Linked DNA regions of Homo sapiens: regions 2, 3, 4, 5 and 6 are each linked to region 1. Evidence: read pairs that join two places in POLR2A ChIA-PET (ENCODE). Cell type or tissue: HepG2. All regions are shown on one strand. Each heading gives the region's core, and the rest is flanking DNA. Links, peaks and the distances in the headings are about the cores only. Region 1 holds the start of TRR-CCT1-1 (tRNA-Arg (anticodon CCT) 1-1). Region 2 overlaps SLC16A5 (solute carrier family 16 member 5). Region 3 holds the start of HID1 (HID1 domain containing). Region 4 holds the start of ARMC7 (armadillo repeat containing 7). Region 5 overlaps SUMO2 (small ubiquitin like modifier 2). Region 6 overlaps HID1 (HID1 domain containing).

Region 1 (5,076 bases), core at 501-4,500:
CCTGTGAGCAGTCAGGGACACGTTCTGGAACTAGGGCGGCGGCAGCAGGGATGGGGAGGAAATACTGGATGCTGGAGGATTATGAGGACAGAAAATTGGCCTGGGTAGTGTGGGAGTGGGGGTGTGACATGGATGATGCTGTGCACTCACACAGCAACGTCATGAAGGGGAGTGGCCTTGGGAGGACAGCTGATCAGTGTGGTTTTGCCTTCGAGGAGGGGTGCCCAGTGGTGATGCCCAGGAGAGGGAATGGAAACCTGGAGCTGGGAGTGAGGTTAGAGCTGTAAGATCCAAGACCCAGGGAGACAAGAGGACCCTGGGGACGAATAGGAACAGCTGAGCAAGGCAAGGCTGAGCCCCGGGCGGGCGGGTTGGGGGAACATGCCTAGCTAGAGGGCGGCAGCAGGAAAGCAGAGAAGGCATCCCTGCAGGTTGGCCCTGGGGCAGAGTGCTGGATCCCAGCAACGGACAAGTTAGTTAACTTAAAGGGGGGCATCCTCAAGGCAGTAAACTGGAGCCAAGTGGGTTAAATCCTTCTTGCTGCTATTAAGGGGAGGAGACAGGTTTCTGCAGACTCTACATTTTGGAGAGAAACAGAAAAGAATGTCCCCAAGTCTCCTTTGCCCTGCGATGCTGGGGCAGATTGGCAAGGTCCCAAGAGAAGCACAATGGTAACCGACGCTGCCCTTGGCTGAACTTCTTCTGTTAAATCCTTCGGATGTGAGTAGACTTTTATTTAATAATTTTTTTTCTTTTTTTTCTTTTTTTCAAATGAGACTGCATCTCGCTATGTTGCCCAGGCTGGTTTTGAACTCCTGGGCTCAAGCAATCCCCCCACCTCACCCTCCCAAAGTGCTGGGATGCTGGGATTACAGGCGTGAGCCACCGCACCCGGTCTGTAGCCTTTAATAATGGATTTTAAATGTGTGTAACATTTTAAAATGTGCTTATTCTTTGTTAGAATTAGGGTGAAATATCTACTTGGCTGATTTTCCTTTCTATCTATACTTGTAGTATCTAGTATATATATATTTCTACTATTACAACTGGAAGAACTTGTTCCCCCTGGTTGTACATTCCCTCATGATAAGCAAGATTTTCAGTGTTTATGTTTCAATATTCATGATTAATACTTGTCTGTTCTCCTTCACTTCCTACGCTACTTTTTCCTAAAATTCCTGGATTTTTTATCAGTTCTGTAGAGGCGGACAGCAAGGCTCAGGGCGGTAGGAAGGAAACTCCTCCAAACCTCAGTCTTCATACCCCATGGTCCGGGTGTCCAGGCAACCACCAAGCGGACCCTCGGGGCTCCATGGGGCGTCCCAGTGCCGGGGGCTGGGGGCTGGTGCTCGCTAAGTAAGGATGGGGGCAGGTCCCTGCGCACCGCGGTATCTTCCCGCCCGCTCACCAAAAGTGCGCGCGGCAGGGACGGACCCACTCCATGGATCGCGCCTCTGTCAGGCCTTCTCTAGGAAAAGGGGACACTCGCTTATGAGGGGAAGGGATGGCACGGCCACGTGCCCCAAGCCCCAGTGGCCTAATGGATAAGGCACTGGCCTCCTAAGCCAGGGATTGTGGGTTCGAGTCCCACCTGGGGTAGAGGTGAAAGTTCCTTTTACGGAATTTTTTATTTCTTTTCTCTTCCCTTCTCAGGGATGCTGGAATCGACCTTGGTCTCTAGTTCGACTCCCGTGCAACGTGTTGAGGAGGAGCCACCTCCTCCAAGCGCCTAAAGCCGGTAAGCTCGGGTCTTGCCAAGCCCTTGAATGAACAGCTTTCGTCCGGGTAGGGCCCCACAATTTCGAAGCTGGGGAAACTCGTAAGAATAAAGTTGCCCAAAGGGTTCCCAGGACACCCCAGCTCCACCTGGCGGGGCAGCCCCGGAGAACCAGAGGTAAATGACCACCGCGACTGCAAACAGAGGGTCCTGCAAGAGAAGGCGAGGGGCGCAAACAGGGCAGAGGCAAGCAGGTAGCGGGCAGGTGGTGGTGGATTCTGAGGTCTCTGGCTGCCGGCACCAAAAGAAACCTTGCGAGCACAGCCCCTCTCGACACCCCAGGTGGGACTCGAACCCACAATCCCTGGCTTAGGAGGCCAGTGCCTTATCCATTAGGCCACTGGGGCGCGGTAAGACGCTAAACCCACGTGCTCCTTGATAGGTGTTCAACCATAGTGCCCAAACACGGCCCTGCTGTGGGTCACCGCGCTCCAAGCCTGAGAAGCCATGGGGACGACAGGATGAACCGCTGGCTGGGCGCGGCGTCCCCACCGGGCTACACAAGAGCTCCATGCGGTGACGACGCGCGGGGACCAGGAGCCCGCGGTGCCCTGTAACCCCGAGAAGAAGTGCTCGGCGAGCGCAGAGGCCGGTGGAGCATAGCTGGGAGGAATAGGGATGGACGAGGGCGGAGGGAAGAACAAACCCTCAAACTATGCTGGGATTCGGGCAAGGGCTGCTCGCTCCAAAAGAGCCCGACCACAAAGGAACCCTCAATCTTATGATCTGACGTCAGACGCCTCATCCCTTAGGCCACGCGGTCGCAATTCCCAGGGAGGCTCAGAGACTAGTCCAGGTGCCGCTCCGCTCGGGGGTGACTAGGCGGGCGGCTGGGGCCAGAGGAAGGGTGAGCGCTTCGCTCAACAGGCGGCCAGGGTGCGAGCAGTGAAGCTGCGGCACGCCGGAGCGTTTAATGGCCATCAAATTGGCCTCTCTAGGAGGTAGCTGCAGCCGGAGACCGCGTGGCCTAATGGATAAGGCGTCTGACTTCGGATCAGAAGATTGAGGGTTCGAGTCCCTTCGTGGTCGGAACGTTTTAATCCCTGCAACTATAATCTTCCCTCCCTTGTTTTAGACCCAGAAACGCCTCCCAATCCCTCCACACCGCGGCTCCCGGGATCCGAAGCTGGGGAGCTGCTTCTGTCCAATCAGGCTTTGCATCCCGGGACGCTTCCGGTTATGGCGTCATTATGCAGCCAGGGTAAGTAGGGCCCCATTTCTTGTTGTCTCTCTTGAGCTGGTACCTGGAACGAGTTCAACATCCAAACATTCGCCTCGTAAACGTGCTCTACAAGCTACAATCCCACAAGCAAATGACACGGAGCGGGTTATGTTTCAGTCTATCGTTATGAAGTTAAACAGCAGACAAAACTCCAGTCTCTGGCCGGGCCCAATGGCTCACGCCTGTAATCCCAACACTTTGGGAGGCTGAGGCGGGCGGATCACGAGGTCAAAGTTCGAGACCCGCCTGACCAACATGGTGAAACCCCGTCTCTACTAAAAATACAAAAATACAAAAATTAGCCGGCCAATCGTGGTGGCACGCGCCTGTAAACCCAGCTACTCAGGAGGCGGAGGCAGCAGGAGAATCGCTTGAATCCAGGAGGCCGAGGTTGCAGTGAGCCGTGATCGCGCCACTGCACTCCAGCCTGGGCAACAGAGCGAAAGCCGTCTCAAAACAAACAAACAAACAAACAAACAAAAAACTCCAGTCCCTAGCCTCAAGGGCAGTGGGGGTGCTGCCCAACTCTGTGGCCTCAGTCCTGCTAGTGGGCTCTGTCCACACTCACACGGCACCCACCACCCCACTACTCTGTGCTTGGAGGAAGAGGGTGTCAGGATGCATGTGTGTGCAAGTGTACTTGGACATAGGGGAGAATAAATGCTAATTTTTTTTTTCTTTTTCTTCTTCCCTGAGACGGAGTCTCGCTCTGTCACCCAGGGTGGAGTGCAGTAGCGTGATCTCGGCTCACTTCAAGCTCCACCTCCTGGGTTCACGCCATTCTCCTGCCTCATCCTCCCAAAGTGTTGAGATTACAGGCGTGAGCCACTGGGCCCGGCCAGGGAATGGAGTTTTGTCTGCAGCAGACAAACAAGCTGGGGCTACAGGCGCCCGCCACCACACTGGCTAATTTTTTGTATTTTTAGTATAGACGGGGTTTCACCGTGTTAGCCAGGATGGTCTCAATTTCCTGACCTAGTGATCCGCTCACCTCGGCCTCCCGAAGTGTTGTGATTACAGGCGTGAGCCACCGCGCCCTGCCCAATTACCTTTTTAATGTAAAATTAATGCATGTACAACGCAAAAATGCTGAACAATCCAAGAGGGCATAAAAAATAAAAGTACCCCCTTCCCACCCACGTGCCTTTAGCTGAGCCTGTTCCCAGTTGTTTGTTCACTGTTATTTAGCACAGGGAATCTCCCAAAGGGCTCCCCCTAATGCTGGGGTTGCCCCCTTCACATCCCAACACCTTCACGGGGCTCAGCGGTGCTCTCCTTGAACAGCGCGAGCTCTAACTATGCTCCAAGTAAACTGCATTTTTTCTCACATCCCTGCGCTTTCACTTGGCTGTCGTCTGCATCCTCAGATCCTCAGCGGGATGGCTGAGTGCCAGTTCAGTGACTGCAGTCTCGCAGGGGAAGGGTGTGGTACTTCTGTTACGCACATTAAAGGCCTTGCACAGCTACCGCTCCTCATCTCTGCCCAGTCTTCTTGTTGACTCAAGCAGTTTTGGGGGGAGTAGACTCCGCCCCTCCGCTGCCTTTCATCTTCAACCCGGCCTTACTCCTACCAATCAGGAGCCATGCACCCAGGCTCTCCTCTGCTTATGTTAAGACTACGCTGATTTCTCGAGGGTTGTCAGGCATTGTTGCTCTTCTCCAATATACTCCGCCTGCAAAAATGGGCCAGGTGCGGTGGCTCACGCCTGAAACCCCAGCACTTTGGGAGGCCAAGGCGGGCAGATCACGAGGTCAGGAGATCGAGACCGTCCTGCCTAACACGATGAAACCCCGTCTCTACTAAAAATACAAAAAATGAGCGGGGCGTGGTGGCGGGCGCCTGTACTCCCAGCTACTCTGGAGGCTGAGGCAGGAGAATGGTGTGAACCCGGGAGGCAAAGGTTGCAATGAGCAGAAATCGTGCCACTGCACTCCAGCCTGGGCGACAAAGCAAGATTCCATATCAGAAAAAAAAAAAAAAAAAAAGAAATGGCAGAAATGTCACAAGTCTCCCCTGCGTAGACCATGCAGACTTTTCCTACAGGATTTAAGCCACATCAAGTCAGCCTTTGCTTAC
Region 2 (5,076 bases), core at 406-4,405, 61 kb after region 1:
CCCCAGGCAGCAGCCACATTGGCAGTGAGGCCGTGGCAGCGTCGGCAGCAGAGGATGCCCCAGGCCCTGGAGCGTGCAGATGGCAGCTGGGCCTGGGTGGTGCTGCTGGCCACCATGGTGACCCAGGGCCTCACCCTGGGCTTCCCCACGTGTATCGGCATCTTCTTCACTGAATTGCAATGGGAGTTCCAGGCCAGCAACAGCGAGACCTCTTGGTTCCCCTCCATCCTCACGGCTGTGCTCCACATGGCAGGTGAGCGGCCTAGGGAGGGGCCGATGAGAAAGTCCTAGGGGTTGCGGGGAAGCCACAACCTCCCTGGCCTTCTGATTCCCTCTCTCTGAGGCCACAGGCTTTGCCTCCTGGGTGAATTCCTAAGGTTTCACCAGATTTCACCAGGGGCCCCTGGCTGGAATCCAGCTGGACTGGGCTGGAGCCGGGGAGAGAGTGGGGAGGTGCCTGGGTTGCAAAGCCAGGCGGAGCCTTGCGTCCTTTCTGTGGGATCCATTCCGACACAGGCGTAGGTGTGCTGGGGCGCTCAGTGCCAGGCTGGGAAGAGCGCTGGGGCCAGCCCACCAAGACTCTCCTGCTTTCCAGCTGGCTGGTCTCTCTGAACCTCGGTTGCTTCCTCTGCAATCTGAGGGTGATGCCCGGCATCCTGCCCAGCTCCCACATGGAATAGCAGGGAAGACCACTGTCTTCCCTGGAGGTGCTGGGAGCTGGGAAATGTATGCGGCTGTGAATTATTAATATTTTGGAGACCCTCACTAGGGCAGGGAGTGGCTTCAGGATAGGAAAGGGGACGCAAGGAAGACACCAGGAATGGCCGGGCGCGATGGCTTACGCCTGTAATCCCAGCACTTTGGGAGGCCGAGGCGGTCAGATCACCTGAGGTCGGGAGTTTGAGACCAGCCTGACCAACATGGAGAAACCCTGTCTCTACTGAAAATACAAAATTAGCTGGGCGTGGTGGCGGGTGCCTGTAATCCCAGCTACTCAGGAGGCTGAGGCAGGAGAATCTCTTGAACCCAGGAGGCAGAGGTTGCGGTGAGCTGAGATGGTGCCATTGCACTCCAGCCTGGGCAACAAGAGTGAAACTGTCTCAAAAAAAAAAAAAGACACCAGGAACAAGAGGGGGACAAGGCAGGAGCCCCAGCTCTCCCGGGACTCCCTGCAGAGAGGAGGTTGCTAAGTGGGGGTGAGGGAGGAAGGCAGCCCCTGTCTGCCCCTTCTCCTGGCTCTGTCACCATAGGCCTCAGAGGCCCATGTTCCTGGCTGGCTTTTCCAGGAGTGTGACTGCCTCACCCTGACCCCAGCGTTGGGAGCAGGGCAGAGGGAGGGTTCTCTGCAGTCGCCGTGGACACAGGGACCTGCCCTCAGCTCCTGGGAGCTCTCCAGGGAGACTGCAGAGACCCCGGCCTCGGAGGGGCCCGGTGGACAGCAGCCCGAGCTGATGGCCCACAGGCCTCTGCAGGCGTGTGTCTGCTGGCCGCAGCTGCCCATCTCCCCGGCTACCTCCTGGCTACTCCCTCCACTTGCCACCAGCAGCCTGCCTATTATTCCAGGTCCTGCCCTCAAACTGGGAGGGAGGTGAGGCTCGGAGAAAGCGCCACCCTCCTGGGTGAGCTCTGAATCTGCCACATGGCCTCTGGCCTGCAGGGTTGGGGCAGGGAGTGGGAATCCCAGAGGGCTGCTTCTCACACAGGCAGAGCAGGGTTCCTGGGCCAGGGGCTAGGAACCGGGCACCCGGCGGGGAACCTACTCCCCAGCTGACTTGCGGCTCACCACCCCCAGCAGGCATCTCAGCATCTCCATCAGCATGGGATTCCTGGCTGGCCATCTCTCTCATGTACACATACACGTGTATGAGCCCGTGCTCATTCAGAGTACTGTAGACATTTTATTTTATGTTTATTTATTTATTTGCTTATTTTTGAGACAGAGTCTCACTCTGTCACCTGGGCTGGAGTGCAGTGGCATGATCACAGCCTATTGCAGCCTTAACCTCTCAAGCTCAAGCGATCCTGCCACCTCAGCCTCCCGAGTAGCTGGGACCACAGGTGTGCACCACCACACCCAGCTAATTTTTTTTTTTTTTAGATGGAGTCTCGCTCTGTTGCCCAGGCTGGAGTGCAGTGGTGCAATCTCAGCTCGCTGTAACCTCCGCCTTCCAGGTTCAAGCGATTCTCCTGCCTCAGCCTCCTGAGTAGCTGGGACTACAGGTGCGCACCACCATGCCTGGCTAATTTTTTGTATTTTTAGTAGAGACGGGGTTTCACCGTGTTAGCCAGGATGGTCTCGATCTCCTGACCTCATGATCTGCTGGCCTTGGCCTCCCAAAGTGCTGGGATTACAGGTGTGAGCCACCACGCCCAGACCATACCCAGCTAATTTTTTTACTTTTTGTAGAGACGGGGTCTCACTATGTTGCTCAGGCTGGTCTCAAACTCCTGGGCTCAAGTGATCTACCTGCCTGGGCCTCTCAAAATGCTGGGATTACAGACATGAGCCACGGCACCTGACCACAGTATTGTAGAAATTTTTAAACACGATGAATCATGGATACTTTCACTGATCCTTTCAAGTGCCCCTGCCCCTACCTACGCCTTTTAGAGGTAAGGAAAGCAAGCAGGCACAGAACACAAGACCTGCCCAAGGCTGAAGAGTGAGTTCACGGCAGAGGAAACACCCTGTGTCCCGCCCGGCCACACCACCCTCAGCTATGCAGCTCTGGCCTGCAGCCCAGTCCCCACCCCCACCCCTGTGACTAAGGGCTTTCCCCAATGTCAACTTCCCTAAGTCAGGCCAGAGTCTCTGGCGTGAGGAAGCTCTGTGGGTCAGTCCTCTCCAGAGCCACCTCCCCCTCTACAGGGGCAGAGACGCCGGGCCACCAGCCTCTGCTTGATTATGTCTGCGACGGGCTGCTCACTTAGTCTGTCACTTGCTTTTTTCTTTTTTTTTTTTTTCGGAGATGGAGCCTCCCTCTCTCACCCAGGCTGGAGTGTAGTGGCACAGTCTCGGCTCACTGCAACCTCCACCTCCCGGGTTCAAGCGATTCTCCTGCCTCAGCCTCCCTAGTAGCTTGGAATTACAGGCATGCGCCACCACACCTGGCTAATTTTTGTATTTTTAGTAGAGATGGGGTTTTACCATGTTAGCCAGGCTGGTCTCGAACTCCTGACTTCAGGCGATCCACCTGCCTCGGCCTCCCAAAGTGCTGGGATTACAGGCGTGAGCCACCACGCATGGCCACTCCATCACTTTTTTTTTTTTTTTTTTTTTTTGAGATGTAGTTTCACTCTGTCGCCCAGGATGGAGCGCATCGGGTTCTGCCTCCCAGGTTCAAGCGATTCTCCTGCCTCAGCCTCCCAAGTAGCTGGGATTACAGGCACGCACCACCATGCCTGGCTAATTTTTGTATTTTTAGTAGAGATGGGGTTTCACCATGTTGGTCAGGCTGGTCTCGAACTCCTGACCTTAAGTGATCCACCCACCTCGGCCTCCCAAAGTACTGGGATTACAGGCGTGAGCCACCACACCCAGCCTACTCTGTCACTTTTATACTCACACTGGCTCACACCACACATCCCCCCTCCACCGCAGACACACACAAGCATCTCATGCGCACACACTTCCCTGTCCCTTTAGTTGCACTCTCGGAGAGTAAGTTAGAGAAGCTCCACATGTGCTTGGGTGAATGGGGCCCCTGTGAGGTGCCAAGGAGCAGTCTGCAGCTCTTTTCTATTTTTTTGGGGTGTGGATTGGTGAGAAAGCAGCTGGGAGCCAGGCAAGGAACAGGCCCCCCTCCACATTGAGCCAAACCTCTAGGTGCAGACTTTGGTGGTGCTGGAGGTGGTGTGGGAGGGGAGAACCTACCCTGCCTGATTGTCTGCAGAGGCCAGTGCAAGGAGGCGCAGAGGGGCCCAGGGTTCCCCTCAGCTGTAGGGCTGGGAAGGTGGTGGGAGGGTGGGAGGGATCTAGCCAGTCTTCCTGAGGATGTTGGGTGTGGGGATGGGGCAGGTAAAACAGGATCTGAAGGTGCACACTGTAGTCTAGATGTCCTGGAACACTGCCCCGACTCCTCCCACCAACAGACCCCCAGCGAAGTGGGGGAGGTAAACTCATGAACCAATCCTGTTTCACCCGGATAGAATGAGCAGCCTCAGGTCTGTGTAGTTCAGGGTCTTGCTCCACCTTTCAGGGAATCCTCATCAGGGTCAAACATCGCCCATTCTGAATCCTCACTTTGTAGGGGAAAAAATTGAGGCACGGAGAGGGATCAGGCTTTGCTCAGGCCACATGGCCAGTCCATGGCAGGTGGGTATCAGAATCCAGGCCTGCTCGTGCCCTTGAAACCACCTGGCTAGTTCCAGCTGGAACTGCCCTCTCCAGCCACTCTCCTCCTCTCCCGCCACCTCCTCATTCAGCTGCTACCTGCTGGCTGTCTTCTCCCACAGGGCCCCTGTGCAGCATCCTGGTGGGACGCTTCGGCTGCCGAGTGACCGTGATGCTGGGGGGCGTGCTGGCCAGCCTGGGCATGGTGGCCAGCTCCTTCTCTCACAACCTCAGCCAGCTCTACTTCACAGCAGGATTCATCACAGGTGACTATCACTTCATCTCCAGAATTTATAGGCACCTGCTAGAAAGTGCCAGGCACAAGTGGACAGGGCAGGCAGGCCTCTTAATCTTCTGGAACTGCTGGCTGGGTGCGGTGGCTCACACCTGTTATCCCAGCACTTTGGGAGGCTGAGGCGGGCAGATCACCTGAGGTCAGGGGTTCGAGACTAGCCCGGCCAACATGGTGAAACCCTGTCTATACTAAAAAAAATACAAAAATTAGCCAGGCTTGGTGGCGGGCCCCTGTAGTCCCAGCTACTCGAGGCTGAGGCAGGAGAATCGCCCGGGAAGTGGAGGTTGCAGTGAGCCAAGATCGCACCACTGTACTCCAGCCTGGGCAACAGAGCAAGACCCCATCTCAAAAACACAAAAAACAAAGTGCTGGGATTACAGGTGTGAGCCCATCATGCCCAGCCCTTTCACGGCATTTTGTTTTAAGGGGACTGGAGGAACAGACTATA
Region 3 (5,076 bases), core at 685-4,684, 63 kb before region 1:
GCAATCTCGGCTTACTGCAAGCTGTGCCTCCCGGGTTCACGCCATTCTCCTGCCTCAGCCCCCGGGATTACAGGCGCCTGCCACGACGCCCGGCTAATTTTTTTGTATTTTTAGTAGAGATGGGGTTTCACCATGTTAGCCGGGACGGTCTCGATCTCCTGACCTCGTGATCCACCCGCCTCAGCCTCCCAAAGTGCTGGGATTACAGGCATGAGCCACCGCACCTAGCCAATATCTGATCTTTGAAGGAAGTGTTTTTGCTGGAGGTAGGCAGGCCCCTGCTGCTAGGGCCACAGAAACTGAGCTACCCTGGTAAAAATCCAGGTATTCTTCTCCCCTTATTCTTTTTCTTTTGTTTGTTTTTGAGTCAGGGTCTTGCTCCGTTGCCCAGACTGGAGTGCAGTGGCACAATCATAGCTCACCGTAACCTTGAACTCCTGGGCTCAAGTGATCTTCCTGCCTCAGCCTCCTGAGTGGCTGGGACTACAGGCGCACCCCACCCAGCCCAGCTAATTTTTTTTATTTTTTAGAGATAGGGTCTTGCTGTGTTGCCCAGGCTGGTCTCAAACTCCTGGGCTCAAGCGATCCTCCTGCCTCCACCTCCCAAAGTGCTGGGATTACAGCCATGAGCCACCACGCCTGGCCAAAATCAGATTTTTCTTTTTTCTTTTTTTTTTTTTTTTTTGAGGCAGAGTTTCGCTCTTGTTGCCCAAGCTAGAAGCATGATCTCAGCTCACCGCAACCTCTGCATCCTGGGGTCAAGCGATTCTACTGCCTCAGCCTCCCGAGTAGCTGGGAATACAGGCATGTTCCACCACGCCTGGCTAATTTTTGTATTTTTAGTAGAGACGAGGTTTCTCCATGTCGCTCAGGCTGGTCTCGAACTCCTGACCTCAGGTGATCCTCCCACCTCAGCCTCCCAAAGTGCTGGGATTACAGGCATGAGCCACCACACCCGGCCCAAAATCAGATATTCTTAACCCAGCTTTTCCAGGCCCCTGCTCGGACTAGACCCCCACTCAGACCTGGGGGAGCAGTTGTATCTTTTGACTCTCAGGGTGTGCAGGGGGAAGGTCCCCTAGTCCTCAAGCCTGCTAAGCCTGCTCTAGAGGACTGTGTCACCATGCATTCCCATGCACATACATGTATACACATGTAAATATGCACCCGCCAGGTTCATCTGGCCTGCAGCAGAGAATTCCAAACAGGCAGGATCTGGGAGAGGGTTCCAGGTCTGGGACTGTCTCCCTCCAGAGCCCCACCTACTATGAGGAAGCACCAGGAAACACAGCCAAAGCGGCTGGCTCTTAGGACCAGGGTCAGGCCTGACCCAGGACTGGACCATGGGGCAGGAAGAAAACAGGATGCAGGGCAGGAAGGCGAGGAAGGTGGAGCAGCAGGGATACAGGCCCAGGCCACAGGAAAAGGGGCTAGTTCTGCCTGTCTACTGCCCAAGCCACACCCTGTAAGAGCCTGGAACCACATATCATCCTATGGACAACTGGCCTGAATCTCCTTGGGGACTCCAAGTGGTAAGGTCAGTGATGATCATCTGGGTTCTGATCCTCACACCCAAGCTACCCAAGTCAGGTCACTTACACAGAGTCCAAGGCTTCAGCCTCTGAAGGCCTCTCCCCCCGGGCAGCCCAGGCCCCCGTCCGCCTACAGGACCCAGTGCTCTCCAGAAGGCTGGTCTGATCTCCAGCCTATCCAGGTTCTATTCCAAGCCTACTCAGCTGGGAAACAGAACAGCACCATCTCAAGTGGCCCATCATAGGGCTGTAGCCAGGGAAAGACAGAGGGACACAGTATTTTGGGGAAAAGGCCTGAGCAGGTAGGAATCTAGGCCACTCCAGAGCCTTTGGTACTCTGCTGAGCTGGCCCCACTGGCCTGGCAAAGGACCCCAGCTGCCGAGCCCACAGTGCAATCCTCCAACAAGGAGTTTCTTCCCCAGGCAGGTAAACATGGGAGCCTCCCTTCCTCCCTGCCTCCCCACTCCTCTCCCTGCAGCCCTACACTGAGGGGCTAGCCCACTTGCCACCTTCCCTGCCACCCACAGAACGAAAACCCCATCCTAAAAAAGCCAAGCTCCAGAACGACCCAGGAGCCGTAGGGAATGGAGAGAAGTGCGGTCTGGTTTCTATCAAGAGCCTTTCAGCCGGGGTTGGACTCTCCAGAGGCCCTGGGCATTTGCTGCACATTTGACCCTTCCAGGGTGGGGAAAGGGGTGAGGGAGCAAGGTCTGGCCCCTGGAGCTGTGACCAGCTGGCTGTGGGAGCTGGCTTCCTCCATCCCACTCTAACCTCCAGCAGCAAGAGAGAGCCCTGGAGAGCAGGAGGTGGGGGGGCCAGGAAAGAGGAAGATCCCAGATGGCAGCAGGTCCTGTGTCCCCTGAAAATGGGGGACATGGGGAGTCAGGGCCGAGCATCTCTGTGGCCACGGTGGCCTGATTCAAAAAGCCAGGAGAGAAGGGGTGGGCAGAGAAGCAGTCTTGCTGGGGCCAGGTGGTATAAGGAGGTGGCTATTGGGCCACTTGTGGACTCACAGGAGAGTTATGAGCATGGACTAGGCTGGAGGGTCCTTAGGCCCCTCACCAGCTGACTGAGGGCCATCCTGCGGGTCCCCATCCCTGAGCCAGAGAACAGAGCACACAGGCTAACAGCCTTTCCCTTGCAGGGCCTCGGGGAAGGCCCCTGGAGAGGTCCCCAGCTGGGAGGCTGTGCTCAGTAGGCCTGGGGACAGGGCCCCCCACCAGGCTGCCTCGCTGCCCGCCACTCTTTGCGTGTTCCCAGGAAGACCTGGGCCTTCCCTGCCCACGGGCATCGACCAGGGCCCAGCGAGGCCGCTGCCGCGCACACCAGCTGTTTCTCCGACCCGGGCGGACGCCAGCCAGGCTTTGTTTGCATTGAGTCAACAGGGACTGTGCGTCCGGGACCCGCGGGCAATGAGGGGCAGGGAGGGGAGCGGACGGTGGATGGGTGGGTGGGGGCGGCGGGAGGCTGGAGATGCGAAGCTGGGGACGCCGCGGGGCGGGACAGGGGGCGGACAGCTGTGTCGCCGGCTCGGGGAGTAGGCACACGTCAGCCTAAGGTGGCAGCAGCGGCTTCGGGGAGAGGGGTGTTCCCAGGAGAGGAGGCTGAGGGTGGGGGACTAGGGCCAGGGGATGGAGCTTCCAGGTACAGGCCGCGGGGTCCCGTTCCGGCGCTGGCCTTGGCGTTACGCTCGGGGCCCGCCCGTCCCCCCATCTCCCGACGAGCCAAGTTCGCGTACCCCCGGCCCTGCCCAGCCCCCAGCCCGGCAGGTGGATGGGGACGCCGGGGCCCCCGTGGCGCACCTGCGTCTTGGTGGTGAGCTGGATCACCGCCTTCCGGAAGTTCAGCTTGGAGTCGGTCGACCCCATGTCTCTGGAGCCCGCTCCGGCCCGGCCCCCGCCCAGACTCCAACCCGGCTCCGGCTTCAGCTCCGGCTCCAGCTCCGCGGCCCCCGCGGCTCTCGCAGGAGACAAGCGGCGCGCCCCGCCCCCGGCCCTCGTCGGCCCCGCCCCGACAGGCCCCGCCCCCGCGTGGCTCCGCCTCCTGCACCTGCAGCGCCCGCCGCCGAAGACCCGCGGAGTCGGCGGTTCCAACCCAGCGCCGCCGCACGCCGGGTGCCTTCTCAGGTCCCACCCGGAGCCTCGACGCTCTTCCTTCTGCGTCGGAGCATTGTACCCGCCTCCGCTGCTACCACGCAGTCCCCAGGGCCCAAAACCCTCCTCGCAGCTCGTCCCCCGCCCCGGTCCTCACCCTTCATCTCCGCTCCGGCTCCTGGCCCACGTCTCAGCTGGCCCTCTCCATCCCACTTTCCTCCTTCTCAGTCTGTCTTTCCCATTCATGTTTTCTGAGCATCCACTCTCTTGGTTCTCCCTTTTTCTGACCTGTCAAACCCACGTGTTCAGACAGTCCCGCAGGCCCTTGGTTATGAGGGAGGGAGGCGCTGACTCAGTTTCCATACTCCAGGAAAGCAGCTCCTCGCCTTGCTGAGCGCGAGAGTCCCTCGCGGTCCCGACCCCTCTCTAGCCACCAGATTCCCAGAGAATCCTTTGAGATTCATCCATTTCAACAAATGTGCTGAGGGTCTGGTATTTGCCAACTCTGTGTCATGGACGGACACAGCGGACATAAGTAGTACAGCCTGCTCTTTATGGCGAGCAGCTAGGGAGAGGGATAAGGAAAGAAGCGGCCAGGGTACAGCCAAATAAGCCTGTAATAGAGGCAGATTAATCATCAAAACAAGGCCGGGTGCGGTGGCTAACGCCTGTAATCCCAACACTTTGGGAGGCCGAGGCAGGCGGATCACGAGGTCAGGAGTTCGAGACCAGCCTGGCCAACATGGTGAAACCCCGTCTCTACTAAAAATACAAAAATTAGCTGGGCTTAGTGGCGCACGCCTGTAATCCCAGCTACTCTGGAGGCTGAAGTAGCAGAATTGCTTAAACCTGGGAGGCAAAGGTTGCAGTGAGCCGAGATCACGCCACTGCACTCCAGCCTGGGCGACAGAGCAAGACTCCATCTCGGGGGGGGGGGGGGAATCAAAACAAGACGACAATGACGATATCTCTAATAGCTACCTCTGAGGTATTATTTTATCCCCATTTTACACTTGGGGAAAATGAGGCTTAAAGCAATTACTTGCCCAAAGCCACACAGGTAGTAAGGAGCTCATCCAAATGAGGCTGCGCTTTTTCCACAACATCATTTTGCAAGCTATGTCTGGAAGCTTCTGGAAATCTTGGATGCTTTTTTATTTTTTATTTTTTGAGATGGAGTTTCGCTCTGTCGCCCACCCAGGCTGGAGTGCAGTGGCACAATCTCAGCTCACTGCAAACTCCACCTCCTGGGTTCAAGCAATTCTCTTGCCTCAGCCGCCCGAGTAGCTGGGTCTACAGGGGCCCGCCACCACCCCCAGCTAATTTTTTTTTGTTTTTAGTAGAGATAGAGTTTCACCATGTTGTCCAGGCTGGTCTTGAACTCCTGACCTCAAATGATCCGCCTGCCTCAGCCTCCCAAAGTGCTGGGATTACAGGTGTGAGCCACCAT
Region 4 (4,610 bases), core at 1-4,000, 75 kb after region 1:
ACGAGGTCAGGAGATCGAGACCATCCTGGCTAACACGGTGAAACCTCGTCTCTATTAAAAATACAAACATTAGCCGGGCGTCGTGGCGGGTGCCTGTAGTCCCAGCTATTCAGGAGGCTGAGGCAGGAGAATGGCGTGAACCTGGGAGGCGGAGCTTCCAGTGAGCTGAGATCGCACCACTGCACTCCAACCCGGGTGACAGAGCGAGACACTGTCTCAGAAAAAAAATACAAAAATTAGCTGGGTGCAGTGGTGCGTGCCTGTAATCCCAGCTACTCGGGAGGCTGAGGCAGGAGAATCACTTGAATCTGAGGCGGAGGTTGTAGTGAGCCGAGATCGCACCACTGTACTCCAGCCTGGCGACAGAGCGAGACTCCATCTCAAAAAGAAAAAAAGGGAGAAGACCAATGAGGGAAGATGGGGTGGCCCATCTGATTCAGCAATCCCCATCTAGCTGATTGCCTGCGAACCTCTAGAGAAGGTCTGGGGCAGTTCCTGGGCAGGGAGGGATGGAGCTTACTTCCATCCTCCCTGTTTCTGGGCTCCTATTTGCTGCTCTGTCCAGCAAGAGGCAGAGAAACCCCTTGGGCACCTAGGGGTAAGATGCACTTCCCAGGCTGCAGAGGCTCCCAAGAGAAGCCAAAGGGCTTTGGTGAGGGTCCTGGGGCCTAGGTACCCAGACTAAGTTAGAAACTCCTGCCTCAGAGGGTGTACATAGGGCAGGGGCTGACCACAAGGACCTGAAACCTCAGAGGTGAGGCCTGCTTCCAATGGGGCTGCAGCTGGCTGGAGTGTGACGGCCACTCTGCCTTCATCCGGGCCCAGGGCTTAAGATAATGGTCCTTGCCTTTGTCAGCCTAAATAACAGAGAGGCTCTCTCAAAGAAAATGATATCTATTTGGGCATAGGGCATTGCAATGGTAGTATCCATGCCATAGTAAACTATATGGGTATTCAGGGAGGTAAAGGAAGACAGGCTTTAAGGGAAAAAATAGGATTACATAATTGTTTTGAAATATTTATCCTTAGGTAGAAGGATTAATAACAAGGGTGACCGCTCAAGGTTGGACAAGCGGTTGCTGGGCAGATGGCCATTCAAAAGTATGTTTTGTGCAAGGTTGTGACGCCCTTTGTGCAAGGTTGTGGTTTTTGCAGAGTCTTTGTGATAGTTTTCATTATCAGGTATTTATGCACGAGAACCCTCTTGTCATGGGTTTCTTGGGCTGTGTCCGGGTTTTTTTGTTCTGTTTTTTAACACAAGTGACTCCATTTAGATTAACAACTTTTGCACTCTCAGGACACTCACAGCCTAAGCCACCTCTACCCCTACGTTGTCAAATGCGATGGGAGTGTGGCTAGACCACCTCCTTCCCTGGTGCTTTGTTTCCTGTAACCACGAGCAATCTATCACACACCCGCTTCCTGATAATCTCCGAGAAGGAATCGGCCGAAGGGCTTCAGCATCCAGAAAGCCCCGAAAGCGCCACAATCAAGGCTCCTCCTCGGGCTCCCCCGTGCTGCCCCGGGCGCGCGCCATCCACCCGGCTGACAAAAAGCACCAGGACATGACCCAGTACCCTTTGATTTCTGTCCAGAGGTGGCGGACCCACCTCGGGGCTGGGATGGAGGGCGGGTCGGGGTCGCTAGGCTTTTTGCAAAAGGGGCAAAGGACTGATGGGGGGCGTAAGGAGCTGACGCCCGCGCTCCAAAGGGGCGTCCTGGTCAAGGAGGATGGGCCGCGCCCCCGCCAGCCGTGGGGACCCTGGAGGTGCTTCTGCCTCGACGTCCTCCAACATGGGTGCTGCCAGACTCTGCTGCGCTCCTGAGTTGCTCCTGGCGGAATTCCAGCCACCCGACATGGGTGTCTCATTTTCGGCTTCTGGGCCATGTCGGGACGGCGGAGGACCCCGGGGGACCGGCGGGAGAGTGGGAAAGGTGGGGCGGGAAAGCCGAGCGAGGCCCTCACTCGCCCATCTGTTGGCGGGGGCGGCAAGTGGGTTTCTTTCTTGCGTTCAGATTTTGCAGTAATTTGCATCTGGACATGGGATACGGGAGGCCAGGCTGCTCCTCGCAGTACACCCACCCACGCCTGCACCTGCCTCAGCGAAGCCGCTCGCCGCTGGTTCCAGCACAGGCTAAAGAGCTTCGGCATCCAGAAAACCAGAAGCGCGCCGCGCACGCGCGCCAAGGAGTTCGGCGACGGCCCCGCCCCTTCGGGGGTAGGGACAGCGCGGCTTCCGCCGGGAGCCCGGAACCGAGCCCAGGAGCCGGGGACGGTGCGCCAGTGCCCCCTCCGCGAGCCCCAACCAGTAGACGGTTCCCTGTCTCCCGCGCCCCAATTTCGATTTTCAAACGCAACTCCTACAGGATTCTGAGACCCCGTCCCATCTCCCATATCCCATTTCCAGCTGCAAATTACTGCAGAATCTGAACCCAGGAAAGAAACCCATTTGCCGACCCCCTCTTCCCTCTCCAGACAGGTGGAGAGCGGGTGAGGGTCTCGCTCGGCTTTCCCCCTGCACCTTTCCCACCCTCCCGCCCGTCCCTGGGGGTCCTCCGTCACCGCGGCCATGGCCCAGAAGCCGAAGGTGGACCCCCACGTCGGGCGGCTGGGATACCTGCAGGCGCTGGTCACGGAATTCCAGGAGACCCAAAGCCAAGGTGAGAGCCACGGTGGGATCAGGTGGCAGGGTCCGCTGTGACCGCCGCCCGGACCTGGCTTCAGTGCCGCTTTCCCGTTGCAGACGCCAAGGAGCAAGTCCTCGCCAACCTCGCCAACTTCGCTTATGACCCCAGCAACTACGAGTATCTGCGGCAGCTGCAGGTCCTGGATTTATTTCTCGATTCGCTGTCGGAGGAGAATGAGACCCTGGTGGAGTTTGCTATTGGTAAGGGCGGGGCCCGTTCCCTAGATGCCTAAATGGGCCAGGGTGAGATAAGTGAATTAGAAGTGAGTCCTTGGGGCCGGGCGTGGTGGCTCACACCTGTAATCCCAGCAGTTTGGGAAGCTAAGGCGGGCGGATCACCTGAGGTCATGAGTTCGAGACCAGCCTGGCCCACATGGCGAAACCCCGTCTCGTACAAAAATTAGCTAGACGTGGTGGAGAGTGCCTGTAATCCCAGCTACTAGTGAGCCTGAGGCAGGAGAAGCTTGAACCCAGGAGGCAAATGTTGCAGTGAGCTGAGATCGTGCCACTGCACCACAGCCTCGGGGACAAGAGTGAGACCCCGTCTCAAAAAAAAAAAAAAAAAAAAAAAAGCCGCACACAGTGGTGTGCACCTGTAGGCCCAGCTACTCTGGAGACTGAAGCAGGAGGTATTGCTTGAGTCTGGGAGGCAGAGGCCGAAGTGAGCTGAGATTGTGCTACTGCACTCCAGCCTGGGCGACAGAGTGAGACCATGTCTCAAAAAAATATGTTTTAAAAAGAGCAGTTTTGTAGCCGGGCGCGGTGGCACACACCTGTAATACCAGCACCAGCACTTTGGGAGGCTGAGGTGGGCGGATCACCTGAGGTCAGGAGTTCAAGATCAGCCTGGCCAACATGGTGAAACCCCATCTCTAACTAAAAATACAAAAATTAGCCGGGCATGGTGGTGGGCGCCTGTAATCCCAGCTACTTGGGAGGCTGAGGCAGGAGAATCGCTTGAACCCGGTAGGCAGAGGTTGTAGTGAGCCAAGATGGCACCACCGCACCCCAGCCTGGGCAACAGTGAGACTCTGTCTCAAAAAAAAAAGCAATTTCAGGCGGGTGAGGTGGCTCACACCTTTAATCTCAGCACTTTGTGAGGCCGAAGCAGGGAGATCACTTGAGTTCCGGAGTTCAAGACCAGCCTGGGCAACATGACAAAACCCCATCTCTGCTTTAAAAAAAAAAAAAAAAAAATTAGTCTGGCGTGGTGTCCCAGCTACTCAGGAGGCTGAGGTGGGAGGATTGCTTAAGCCTGGGAGGTCAAGGCTGCAGTGAGCTGGGATTGGGCCACTGTACTCCAGCCTGGGTGACAAAACGAGAATCTGTCTCAAAAACAAAAATAACTCATATTTAGTGTTTTCATATCAAGAGAAGCAGAGATGGCTTGCAGTCTGTAACTTATGGCTTCTGTAGTTGTTATGATCTTAAGACCTATTGAGTTATTCACTGGGTAGATATTTATTGCGCGTGTACCGTATATGCAAGCTACTGCTCTAAATGCTGGAGTATGGTGAACAGCTTAGGGAAAGGTCTTTGCCCCTCAGGAGCTTACATTCTAGTAGGGGGGACAGGTGGTTAGCAAACAAAAAAGATGATGCTCAGAAGGAAGTAAATGGGGTGATGAGAGACAGCAGTGGAAGGTGGGGGTTACTTCAGTTTTGGCCATCATGAGAAAGGCATTTTAGCCGGGACACAGCATGGGCAAAGGCCTTAAAACAGGAAGGAGCCAGACGGAAGGCTGATGTGGGAGGATCGTTGCAGTGAAGTGGAGAATGGCACAAAAAGAGTTTAGAGAGTTCAGTGGCACCAGAGCTTGCAGGAGTTTAGATCTAGGCCGTGGGAAATAGTTTGAAGCAAACAAAATTTTGAGAACAAACAAAAATTCCTTTTTCAAGCAATGCAGTGCCCACCTGTAGTCCC
Region 5 (5,076 bases), core at 646-4,645, 140 kb after region 1:
TAGAGACGGGGTTTCACCGTGTTAGCCAGGACAGTCTAGATCTCCTGACCTCATGATCCACCCTCCTCGGCCTCCCAAAATGCTGGGATTATAGGCGTGAACCACTGCACCCGGCCTAAAAATATTTTTTAAATTAGCCGGGCATGGTGGCATGTGCCCGTAATCCCAGCTATTCGGGAGGCTGAGGCAGGAGAATCGCTTGAACCCAGGAAGCAGAGGTTGTGGTGAGCCAAGATTGTGCCACTGGACTCCAACACCGGTGACAGAGTGAGACTTGGTCTCAAAAAAAAAAAAAAAGGTGGGGGGGGGCGGGTGTGGCAGCTCACACCTGTAATCTCAACACTTTGGGAGGCCGAGGCAGGCAGATCACCTGAGGTCGGGAGTTCAAGACCAGCCTGGCCAAAATGGTGAAACCCAGTCTCTACTAAAAATACAAAAAACAAAACAAAAAAATTAGCTGGGCGTGGTGGCGCACGCCTGCACGCCTGTAATCCCAGCTACTTGGGAGGCTGAGGCAGGAGAATCACTTGAACCCAGGAGGTGGAGGTTGCAGTGAGCCAAGATCATGCCATTGCATGTGACAAGAAACTGTCTCAAAAAAATTAAATAAATGAAAGCTGAATATGTCTGTGTCGAGGGCCCACAGAAGGGTGATATGTTTAAAGAATCTCGCTGCACTGCTTAGCAAAGACTGAAAACAAATCTCAATAAAAACCCAAATTAGGCTGGGCGCCGGGGCTCACGCCTATAATCCCAACACTTTGGGAGGCCAAGGTGGGCGGATCACCAGGTCAACAGGTCAAACCCATCCTGGCCAACATGGTGAAACCCTGTTTCTACCAAAAATACAAAAATTAGCTGGGTGTGGTTGCGCACGCCTGTAGTCCCAGCTACTCGGGAGGCTGAGGCAGGAGAATCACTTGAACCCGTGAAGTGGAGGTTACAGTGAGCTGTGATTGCCCCACTGCACTCCAGCCTGGCAACAGAGCAAGACTCTGTCTCAAAAAACAAAAACAAAAACAAAAAACACCAAAACAAAAAACCCACGGCAGGCGTGGTGGCTCACAAGGTCAGTCATTCGAGACCAGCCTGGCCAACATAGTGAAACCCCGTCTCTACTAAAAATACAAAAAATTAGCTGGGCATGGTGGCAGGTGCCTGTAATCCCAGCCACTCAGGAGGCTGAGGCAGGAGAATCACTTGAACCTGGGAGGTGGAGGTTATAGTGAGCTGAGATCACGCCACTGCACTCCAGCCTGGGTGACAGTGCGAGACTCCAGGTCTCAAAAAAAAAAAAAAAAAACCCAAATTAATAAAACATAGTATGCTCAGATATTAAATACCATATAGCCGTTAAAAAATAAGATTTTCATGTACAGAAATGAAAATATCTTTAAGATACAGTAGATACAGTGTTAGGCTAAAAACACAATTTTAAAACTAAGCAGCAGCCAACTCGGTGCACTGACTATATAAGTTAGCCATGCTCTGTAAGGGGCAGTTAAAAAAAAAAAAAAGTACACCCCAAGGAGCAAAGCAGCTTATTGTATGACTACATTTGTGTTTTTCTATTTTTTCTTGCGATGGAGTTTCGCTGTTGTTGCCCAGGGTGGAGTGCAATGGCGCAATCTTGGCTCACTGCAACCTCTGCCTCCCGGGTCAAGCAATTCTCCTGCCTCAGCCTCCCAAGTAGCTGGGATTACAGGCATGCGCCATCATGCCCAGCTAATTTTGTACTGACTCCGTCAATACAGAAAATAAAATAAAAACAACATAAACAAATAAAATAAAAACAAAATTAGCCAGGCATCATGGTGGGCGCCTGTAATCCCAGCTACTCGGGAAGCTGAGGCAGGAGAATCGCTTGAACCCAGGAAGCAGAGGTTGCAGTGAGCTGAGATCACGCCACTGCACTCCAGTCTGGGAGACAGGGCAAAACTCCGTCTCGAAAAATAAAAAAATAAAAAAAAGCTGGGGAGGCAGGAGGCCTGCTAAGATGTTTTAATTTATCACAATCCTGCTATCTAACAAATATTGGGAGAATAATTCTAAAACGAATCAATTCCAAATTCTTCAAAATGAAGTAAAATGAATTGCAAATTCAACCTGAAGATTTTAAAATGCCTCAAGGTCACGGATCCAAACAAATAACTCCTTGTTTAATATTTGTAACTACTATAGCAGATAATCCCGTTTTAGTGGTGGGTAAGGAGGGCTTAAAGACAGGAAATACATTCTAATAACTGAGAGTACAGCACAATAGATACTTTTTACTATTTCTTTTAAAACCAAACAAGCCTGTCATCTATCTACTAAAACAAAATTATCCAAATGTGAAGTTTTACAGTGAAACTGTAAATGCCTTTAAAAAATGAGGTTCCTGTACCAGCCTCATTTATCAATAGAATTTAGCTCCTCCTTGTGGCTACATACCATAATTGCGCCTTTTTTTTTTTTTTTGACAGGGTTTCACTCTTTCACCCAAGCTAGAGTGAAGTGGCATGACCTCCGCGCTCACTGCAACCTCGACTGTCTGACACCTTTCCCCCGCCCAGATTCTCCTGGCTCAATCTCCCGAGTAGCTGGGATGGGATTACAGGTGAGCACCACCATGCCCGGCTAATTTTTGTATTTTTAGTAGAGACGGGGTAGTTTCGCCATGTTGGCCAGGCTGGTCTTGAACTGCTGACCTCAGGTGATCAACTTGCCTTGGCCTCCCAAAGTGCTAGGATTACAGTCGTGAGCTACTGTACCCAGACTTTTTTTTTTTTTTTTTTGAGACAGGGGCTGTTACCCAGGCTGGAGTGCAGTGGCACTATCTCTGCTGACTTTAATCTCCGCCTCTCGGGTTCAGGTGATTCTCCTGCCTCAGCCTCCTGAGTAGCTGGGACTACAGGCGTGCACCATCATGCCTGGCTAAATTTTTTTTTTTTTTTTTTGAGTTTCGCTCGTTACCCATGCTCGAGTGCAATGGCGTGATCTCCGGCTCACTGCAACCTCTGCCTCCTGGGTTCAAGCGATTCTCCTGCCTCAGCCTCCCGAGCAGCTGGGATTACAGGCCACCACACCCAGCTAATTTTGTATTTTTAGTAGAGACGGGGTTTCTCCATGTTGGTCGGAGTGGTCTCAAACTCCCAACCTCAGGTGATCCGCCCACCTCGGCCTCCCAAAGTGCTGGGATCACAGGCATGAGCCACTGCGCCCGGCGATGCCTGGCTAATTTTTGTATTTTTTGGCAGACACGGGGTTTCACCATATTGTCCAGGCTGGTCTCAAACTCCTGACCTCAAGCAATCTGCCTGCCTCAGCCTCCTGAAGTGCTAGGATGACAGGTGTGAACAAGTGCACCTGGCCCGTAATTCCTTTTGAGAGACTGTCACCAGTTGAAATGTCTTCAAAATATTCTTCTTTTCAGTACAACTCAGGGGCTTTTCCAATTTTCAAAGATTATCAACAAAACTACAATCTGGATGTGCTGCTTCATGCCACATTTATCACTTTCTAGTTTTTACTGGGTGATAAAGTTGAAATTCAAAAGTACATGGGATCCAATTTAAATTTCTACTATCACAACATTGTAAAATATGTTTCAGAAACTGTAAGTCTTCTATTTTTGAGACAGAGTTTTGCTCTATCGCCCAGGCTGGAGTGCAGTAGTATGATCATAACTCACTGCGGCCTGAAACTCCTGGACTCAAGCACCCCTCCCACTAAACTTCCCAAGAAGCTGGGACTACAGACACATGCTACCATGCCCAGCTCTTTTTCTTTCCTGTAGAGACCAGGTCTTGCTATATTGCCCAGACTGGTCTTAAACTCCTGGCCTCAAGCAACCCTCCTGCCAGTGTCAGTTTCCTAAAGTGATAGGACTACAGGTGTGAGCCACCAAGTCAGGACAAGACTGGAAGTCATTTTTTTTTTTTTTTGAGAGAGGGCCTCACTTTGTCACCCAGGCTGGTGTGCAGTGGTACCATCTTGGGTGACGGCAGCCTCCACTTCCTGGGCTCAAGCAATCCTTCCACCTCACCCTAAGAAGTAGCTGGTACTACAGGCACGTACCACTGCTCCCTGGCTAATTTTTGTATTTTTTTGTAAAGAGAGGGTTTTGCCATGTTGCCCAGGCTGGTCTTGAAATCCTGGACTCAAGTGCTCCGCCCACCTTGGCGTCACAGTGCTGGCATTACAAGCACTTTGTAATCTTGAAAATGGCTCTCATGAGCCACCCTGCTAGGACAAAACTGGAAGTATTTAATGGAACTTTGAAAGGGTAAAAAGAAACAAAGAGCTTCTGCCACAGAAGACAATCCAGCTGATCCTACAGAAAGTGACAGAACAAAATGAAGTGGTACATAAAGAGTTAAAGGATCAGAGAGCATCACGTTTTGTAGTAAGGATCTGGAAAATCTCCTATTATCAGGGGCTCTCCCTGTCAAACAAAGCTATGGGACGTGGCAATTAGGGCTATTAGTTCCTTTTTGTTCATGAAGACACGTAAAAGAGAATTTCAATTCAGCATGTAGAACTAAAATGGTGAGGATTTGGCTGGGTGCGGTGGCTCACACCTGTCAATCCCAACACTTTGGGAGGCCAAGGCGGGCGGATTACTTGTGGTCAGCAGTTCAAGACCAGCCTGGCCAACATGGTGAAACCCCATCCCTACCAAAAATACAAAAATTAGCCAGGCATGGTGGTGCATGCCTGTAATCCCAGCTACTCTGGGAGGCTGAGGCAGGAGAATTGCTTAAGCATGGCAGGCGAGGGCTGCCATGACCCAAGATCGTGACACTGTACTCAAGCCTGGGCGATGGAGTGAGATTCCGTCACAAAAAACAAACACAAACCACTGGTGGGGTTGGGCACATTGATTCGTGCCTATAATCCCATCACTTTGGGAGGCCAAGGCTGCAGTGAGCTATAATGAGGCCACTACACTTCAACCCGGGCAACAGAGAGGCCCTGTCCCTAAAAAAATAATTAAAATGAAAATTAAAAATAAATGAATAAAAACCATTGGCATTTCCTGAGCCTATTCCTATTTTCCTTTCTGTTCCCCTCTGGTCATACTTCCCAAAGCTC
Region 6 (5,076 bases), core at 603-4,602, 73 kb before region 1:
TGTTCTGTCATTTACTGAGGCCTGCCACTAGCTGGGGTGAGAAGGCAGCTAGGGTCCTGTGTTTTAGCTGCAGAAGTTAGAACTCTGGGAGTTCAAGCACCTTCCCACCAAGATCACAAGACACATGAACTGGGACTGCTTGGCCTGAAGCCCTTGTCCACTGTCATTCCCCTTTTGTCCCCACCACCTCTGAAATGACATCAGCCACCTCCTCCTAGAGGCCTTCCCAGTTACCTCTACCCAGGTGAGGCCATCAGCCCTTCCTGCATCTTGAAACCCTCACAGTCCTGCCACTATTTCACCTAGGGTGGCCCCAGCCCACAGAGAGCATGGTTCCTTCATGGAGGGGTCAGGATCCCCCATATCCCTGTCTCACTTGCATCCCCCTGCACCCTGCAAAGCCACTGTGGGGACTGGACTTGCCTCCTCACGATGGATGCGGGACAGGTAGTTCACAAACAGGTTCTCAGGGCCTGGAGGCTGCCAAGAGGAGAAGCCCCTGGTGAGCAGGCGTCCTCCCCACAACCCGTGGCCCCGGCAGCTGTCCCTTCCATGCTCCCATCCTTACATCGGCATCATCCATGGCGGTGCCAGTGGTGGTGCCGTCCACAGTGGGGCTGGCACTGCTGGCACTGTCGTGGTCCAAAGTGACAATGAGCACCTGGGCAGCCTCCTCCACCAGGGGTTCCCGGTAGTCAGAGAAGAGCAGGTGGTTGTAGGGGATCCCGTAGCCCACAGGGTCATAGGCACACACGGTGTTGAGGAGGGAGGTGAAGAGGGGCAGGGCATGTCTGCAGCAGGAGAGGGACAAGGCTGCAGAGGCTGCACTGGGGCCCAGCCCCCTGGCCACACCTCTCTGGCCACGTGGGAAGGTCAGCCTCATTCAACAAGCATTTTAGCACCACGTCAGGGAGTGGCTTGGAAAGAGTGGGTGTGGGAAGCCCAGAGCCATGATTAGGACACATTCATACCCCTTAGGGTCTTAAGGGGCAGATACCCTCCCTTGGGTCCTCAGAGATGGGAATGGAGGCCTGTGGAGAAGGTGGGCTTCCCCTCAGGGAGCAGAGCCCACGCTCAGCCAACCAGCTCCCAAGCCACAGAATGACTCCACTCAGACTCAAGAGATGTCAGGGTTCAAGCTGCTCAGCTTACAGATGAGGAAGCTGAGACCCAGAGAGGTTAAGTGAGGGACAAAGGGTGGCAGTTTGCCTGATAAGGCTGGTGAGAAAGAAAACTCTGGCCAGCCTCGGACTGTGGCTGGTGGAGGGGGTCGCCTGGCTCCCTTCTCTTCTGGAGTAGGGTGGAAGGTTGAACAGAAGGCTAGGAAACCTGAAGAATAAGGCGTGTCATGTAGGGACCAGAGTCTGGAAGGCGGAGGTCGACCGCCACCTGCCGGGCACAGACCCTATGCAGCCAACACAGCTCCCAGTGGGAGCTACCTGCTCAAATACTCAACTCTGCCACGTGGCACGTGTGACACCCTCCCCCCACCCCGTGCTCACGTGTCCCCCACAGTCCATGAGTGCCCCATGTGGGCTGGGCCTCCCTGCCCTTCGAGGTATTTGTCACACACTCCCCGACCCGGTCTCTAAGCTGCAGAGTCCCACACAGCAGCCTCAAGCCACAAGGAGCTGTCGAGCCCTTGGAATGTGGCTGATCGGAACCAAGACAAATACACACTGGATTTTGAAAACTTAGTATGAAAAGGGGGATGTCAAACAGCTCAGTAATGTTGTATACTGATTCCATGTTAAATGCTAAAGTTTGGGGTATATTGGGTTATATGAAATATATTATTAATTATTGTATTTATTTATTTTTTTTTTTGGAAACAGAGTCTCACTCTGTCACCCAGGCTGGAGCGCAGTGGCGCAATCTCGGCTCACTGCAACCTCCGCCTCCCGGGTTCAAGCGATTCTCGTGCCTCAGCCTCCCGAGTAGCTGGGATTACAGGCACCCGCCACCAAGCCTGGCTAATTTTTGTATTTTTAGTAGAGATACGGTTTCACCATGTTGGCCAGGCTGGTCTGAAACTCCTGACCTCAGGTAATCTGCCCACGTTGGCCTCCCAAAGTGCTGGGATTACAGGTGTGAGCCACCGCGCCTGGCCCAATTTTACTTTTTAACTTTTTTAATTTTAAAATTGCACTCGTGGTTTGCATTCTATTTCTACTGGACAGGCGGCTCTTGATGGAGGACCCAGGGACGGATTACTGAGGGGCCCCCAGATTCTGTCCTGTCGAGGACTCCAAGGAGAGACGGGGCTAGTGTGAGGTGTGGCTGGTAAGTTAAAGTTCATCACCACCAGGGGGCAGCACCTCCCCTCAAACGAGACCCAGAGCTGGCGAATGGACTCAGCTCTGGATTGCCTGGAATAAGAGGGAAGAGAGCGCAGAAAGGCCAAGGGCCCTTCACCTGTTCTCCGTGGAACAAAAGAACTGAACCCATGGGTTGGTGCTGCCACTTTCCGGAGCTGGGGGCAGGTACATGGCCTCGGAGAAGCATGTCAGCAGCAGTTTCAGCAGCTCCATCCTTGTAGGAGGAAGGGGGAGGGCACCTTAGGATCCCAGTCCCCTCTTGGAGGTTCTGCCCACCCAGCCCAGCGCCCCAGCCCAGGTCCATGGAAGGAAGTTACTCCCGTTGACCCCTGTAAGGTCAAGGTCGGGTCATAGGTGAGGACGGTCTTCTGGGAAGACCCCATGGGCTTTCTGAGCTGTGCGGGGGCCCGGCCCGGGGTCCAGCTGCATTGAGGGCTCCGGGCCTGGGCGAAGCTCACCGGTTCATATCGTGGATGTAGTTAGGCTGGGGGGAGTGAGCGAAGCCCACACCAGCCTCCCAGATGTATTCACAGCTGTCCAGGGAGTGGACGTCCTCTGCCGAGTCCTGGGGACAGGCCAGGAAGAAGCCGGGTTAGGGGGTCGAGAGGTGAACAGCAGCCTGGGTCAGAACCTGGCCACCTCGAGCCTCACACAGTCCCAGGGGCAGAGACCGCCAGTTCTCCTAAAGACAGGTCCTCAAAATGGCCTGGCCCTCATGCACAAGAGCAGGAGTGAATATTCTTAGGCCTCTTGAAAGCTCATTTTTCTTCCATCTCAGACTGGTTCTTTCACTTGCTCAGTCCAGTTTGGGACAGGGAGAAAGGGAGGGAGGGGCAGGGGATTGGGTGCCCCGGGTTTGGGGGTGGGCAGAGAAGACTCAAGGTGAAGTCCATGCCACCACAGGAAGCAAGAGGGCCAGCCCTCCTGTGTCTGAGCCCCACACCCCTGGGCAAGCAAAGACAATGGGTGTCTGTGCCCAGCCATCCGAACGCAGCGGGCAGGGCCAGCCCCAGCTGGCTTCCCTCAGCTGTACCAGCTGCCACCCAGGCCTACATGTGCCAGGCAGCTCAGCTCTCCTGGAGCCCCCCGGCCCCCAGTGCAATCCGCCCAAGGGAACTTCAACTGGCCCGGCCCCAACCCAGGACCAGAGCCTACTCCGCCTGGGGGTGGGGGGCTGGGGGACACTCACCACAGTGCTCCTCCGGTGGCTCTGAACCGTGAAGTCCGGGCAGAAGAGCAGGTCAGCAATGGCCAGGAGCAGGGACTCGGCCAGGGGCCTGGCATGCTCATCATCCTCTTCTCCCTGCTGGGGACACAGCACCCACAGGCTGCCTCAGTGATAGCTGGCCAGGAAGAGGTGGCCCAGGGCTTGGGGGTGGTGGAGGACAGGGGCTGAGCCCAGGCGGGCACCCATGGGCAGAGGAATGAAGGGACAGGAAGTGGACTCCTGGTTGCCCCAAACCTCCCAAGGCAGAAGTGGGGCACAGCAGGGAGCCGGGCCGGGAACAGCGAGGGAACCTCCCCTACTGACTGGAGGGGGCCGGGCGGTGACCCCAACATCAAGAGTCTCAGCCCTGCTAGGAATCACTGTGTTGCATCCCTCAGCACCTCACCTGGACATAAACCCAGGGCAGGTGGTGTGGGGGAGAGAGGACAGTGTGGTCCCTCTCCGGCCCTCAGAGGGCCCAGCTCCTCTGCCTCCACCTCTGCCCAGTGACCCCTGGCTCTCAGCTTCTCTCCATACCCTACTTCCTCCAGACTGTGGGCACAGAAACCCCCATGGGAGGGGAACTGAGGGCCCAAGGAGGTGGCATTGAACACCATCCCTCAGCAGCACCCACTGGCCCCACCCCTGTACTTCCCAAATCCCAGAAGAGGCTTGGAGGAGCATGGCCGGCCCTAAAGGGCGCTCTCCCTGTGACGCCAACTCTGCCTCCCACCCAGCCCTGGCCAGGCCCACAGACCCCTCCTCGCCCTGCCCCGGGCACTGTGGACCAGAAGAAGCCCCTCCAGTCGGGGTCCTCAAAGATGTAGGGCAGCACGCGGGTGAGCAGCCGGCTGCAGTTCAGGACGATCTGCTTCTCCTTCTCCGAGTGGCAGCCACTCTCAGCTCCCTGCACCAGCTTCTCAACGGCCTGTGGGGGCAGGCAGGAGCAGAGGGCAGGCTGGAAGGTGGGGAAAGGACCCTGGCACTTGGGGTCAGGGTGGGCACCCAGGCTGCAGAGGAGGGTCAGGGGGGGCACCCAGGCTGCAGAGGAGAGACAGTGGGGCCACAGGCAGAGGAGCCACCTGGAGTTGGGGTCGGCCAGCCTTGGGGGACTGGGACACAGGCCAGAGCAGCTTGGAGCATCAGGACAGCCAGGGCCCAGCTAGCCACTGGATGGCTGAGGCCTTGCTAAGTGAGTCTCCCAGCCTCAGTTTCCCTATCTGTAAACTGGCGACCCTGGCAGTACCCACCCCACAGAGGGAGCTAAATGAACTGATCTGTGGAAGGTGCTCAGTCAGATGTGGCCTGGAGGACTCCCCCATAAATGACGGCTGCCGTGGTCCCAACGCCCAGCAAAGAGAACCACAGAGAAGTGGAAGAGCTGAGTGAGGCCACAGGGCTGCCTGCCCCTGTGGGGCGGGAGGCCCTGGATGCGCCTGCCTTCTCCTGCTGTGGGCTGGGAGGGTGGAAGAGTAGCAGGAGGGACTGGGCAGCCCTCACCTTGTAGCACAGGGTGGCCAAGTTGGAGGGTGACTCTTCCCGCACGGCCCG

The links. Peaks named below come from ENCODE experiments on the same cell type or tissue, not always from the same donor. Only the 100,000 strongest peaks of a DNase experiment are listed, where the experiment ranks them.
Region 2: POLR2A ChIA-PET joins it to region 1 with 10 read pairs; 19 of 35 experiments call an interaction of 5 or more read pairs at or near these places.
Region 3: POLR2A ChIA-PET joins it to region 1 with 13 read pairs; 24 of 35 experiments call an interaction of 5 or more read pairs at or near these places.
Region 4: POLR2A ChIA-PET joins it to region 1 with 10 read pairs; 18 of 35 experiments call an interaction of 5 or more read pairs at or near these places.
Region 5: POLR2A ChIA-PET joins it to region 1 with 10 read pairs; 13 of 35 experiments call an interaction of 5 or more read pairs at or near these places.
Region 6: POLR2A ChIA-PET joins it to region 1 with 13 read pairs; 17 of 35 experiments call an interaction of 5 or more read pairs at or near these places.

What each region holds. Positions count from the first base shown.
Region 1 is chr17:75,032,380-75,037,455 of GRCh38, forward strand. It overlaps TRR-CCT1-1 (tRNA-Arg (anticodon CCT) 1-1), which reads left to right and starts at 1,527; the gene lies at 1,527-1,599. TRR-CCT2-1 (tRNA-Arg (anticodon CCT) 2-1) reads right to left here and starts at 2,124; the gene lies at 2,052-2,124. TRR-TCG3-1 (tRNA-Arg (anticodon TCG) 3-1) reads left to right here and starts at 2,734; the gene lies at 2,734-2,806. It also overlaps a transcript of KCTD2 not described here. RefSeq lists enhancers at 1,329-2,310, 1,707-1,786, 1,817-1,886, 2,337-2,406 and silencers at 2,047-2,216, 2,777-2,906, 3,398-3,557. In HepG2, for the core only: CTCF peaks have their summits at 1,860 (motif pointing left) and 4,206; DNase peaks (open chromatin) are centred at 1,622, 2,082, 2,912 and 4,287; H3K4me3 peaks cover 3,545 bases.
Region 2 is chr17:75,093,583-75,098,658 of GRCh38, forward strand. SLC16A5 (solute carrier family 16 member 5) reads left to right here. Exons shown (of 7, transcript NM_004695.4): 3 at 7-253; 4 at 4,456-4,599. The coding sequence starts at 55. Among named protein-coding and RNA genes, the nearest start is that of SLC16A5, 8.2 kb to the left of the region's middle. RefSeq lists enhancers at 1-195, 196-768. In HepG2, for the core only: no CTCF peak of the experiment used is centred there; a DNase peak (open chromatin) is centred at 2,769; H3K27me3 peaks cover 1,097 bases.
Region 3 is chr17:74,969,256-74,974,331 of GRCh38, forward strand. It overlaps HID1 (HID1 domain containing), which reads right to left and starts at 3,504. Exons shown (of 19, transcript NM_030630.3): 1 at 3,336-3,504. The coding sequence starts at 3,401. HID1-AS1 (HID1 antisense RNA 1) reads left to right here and starts at 1,434. Exons shown (of 3, transcript NR_110878.1): 1 at 1,434-1,537. RefSeq lists a silencer at 3,459-3,568. In HepG2, for the core only: no CTCF peak of the experiment used is centred there; a DNase peak (open chromatin) is centred at 2,906; H3K4me3 peaks cover 1,753 bases; H3K27me3 peaks cover 2,755 bases.
Region 4 is chr17:75,107,719-75,112,328 of GRCh38, forward strand. It overlaps ARMC7 (armadillo repeat containing 7), which reads left to right and starts at 2,251. Exons shown (of 3, transcript NM_024585.4): 1 at 2,251-2,661; 2 at 2,745-2,888. The coding sequence starts at 2,571. It also overlaps a transcript of SLC16A5 not described here. RefSeq lists a silencer at 2,242-2,321. In HepG2, for the core only: a CTCF peak has its summit at 2,290; a DNase peak (open chromatin) is centred at 2,173; H3K4me3 peaks cover 1,692 bases; H3K27me3 peaks cover 273 bases.
Region 5 is chr17:75,169,567-75,174,642 of GRCh38, forward strand. All of the region lies in intron 3 of SUMO2 (small ubiquitin like modifier 2), which reads right to left. Among named protein-coding and RNA genes, the nearest start is that of SUMO2, 11 kb to the right of the region's middle. In HepG2, for the core only: a CTCF peak has its summit at 2,405 (motif pointing left); a DNase peak (open chromatin) is centred at 2,445.
Region 6 is chr17:74,959,458-74,964,533 of GRCh38, forward strand. It overlaps HID1 (HID1 domain containing), which reads right to left. Exons shown (of 19, transcript NM_030630.3): 2 at 5,026-5,076; 3 at 4,283-4,453; 4 at 3,508-3,624; 5 at 2,777-2,883; 6 at 2,416-2,532; 7 at 569-791; 8 at 424-480. Among named protein-coding and RNA genes, the nearest start is that of HID1-AS1, 8.7 kb to the right of the region's middle. RefSeq lists enhancers at 981-1,050, 1,061-1,330, 3,842-4,342 and a silencer at 1,257-1,551. In HepG2, for the core only: CTCF peaks have their summits at 1,386 (motif pointing left), 2,311 (motif pointing right) and 4,467; DNase peaks (open chromatin) are centred at 1,464 and 2,314.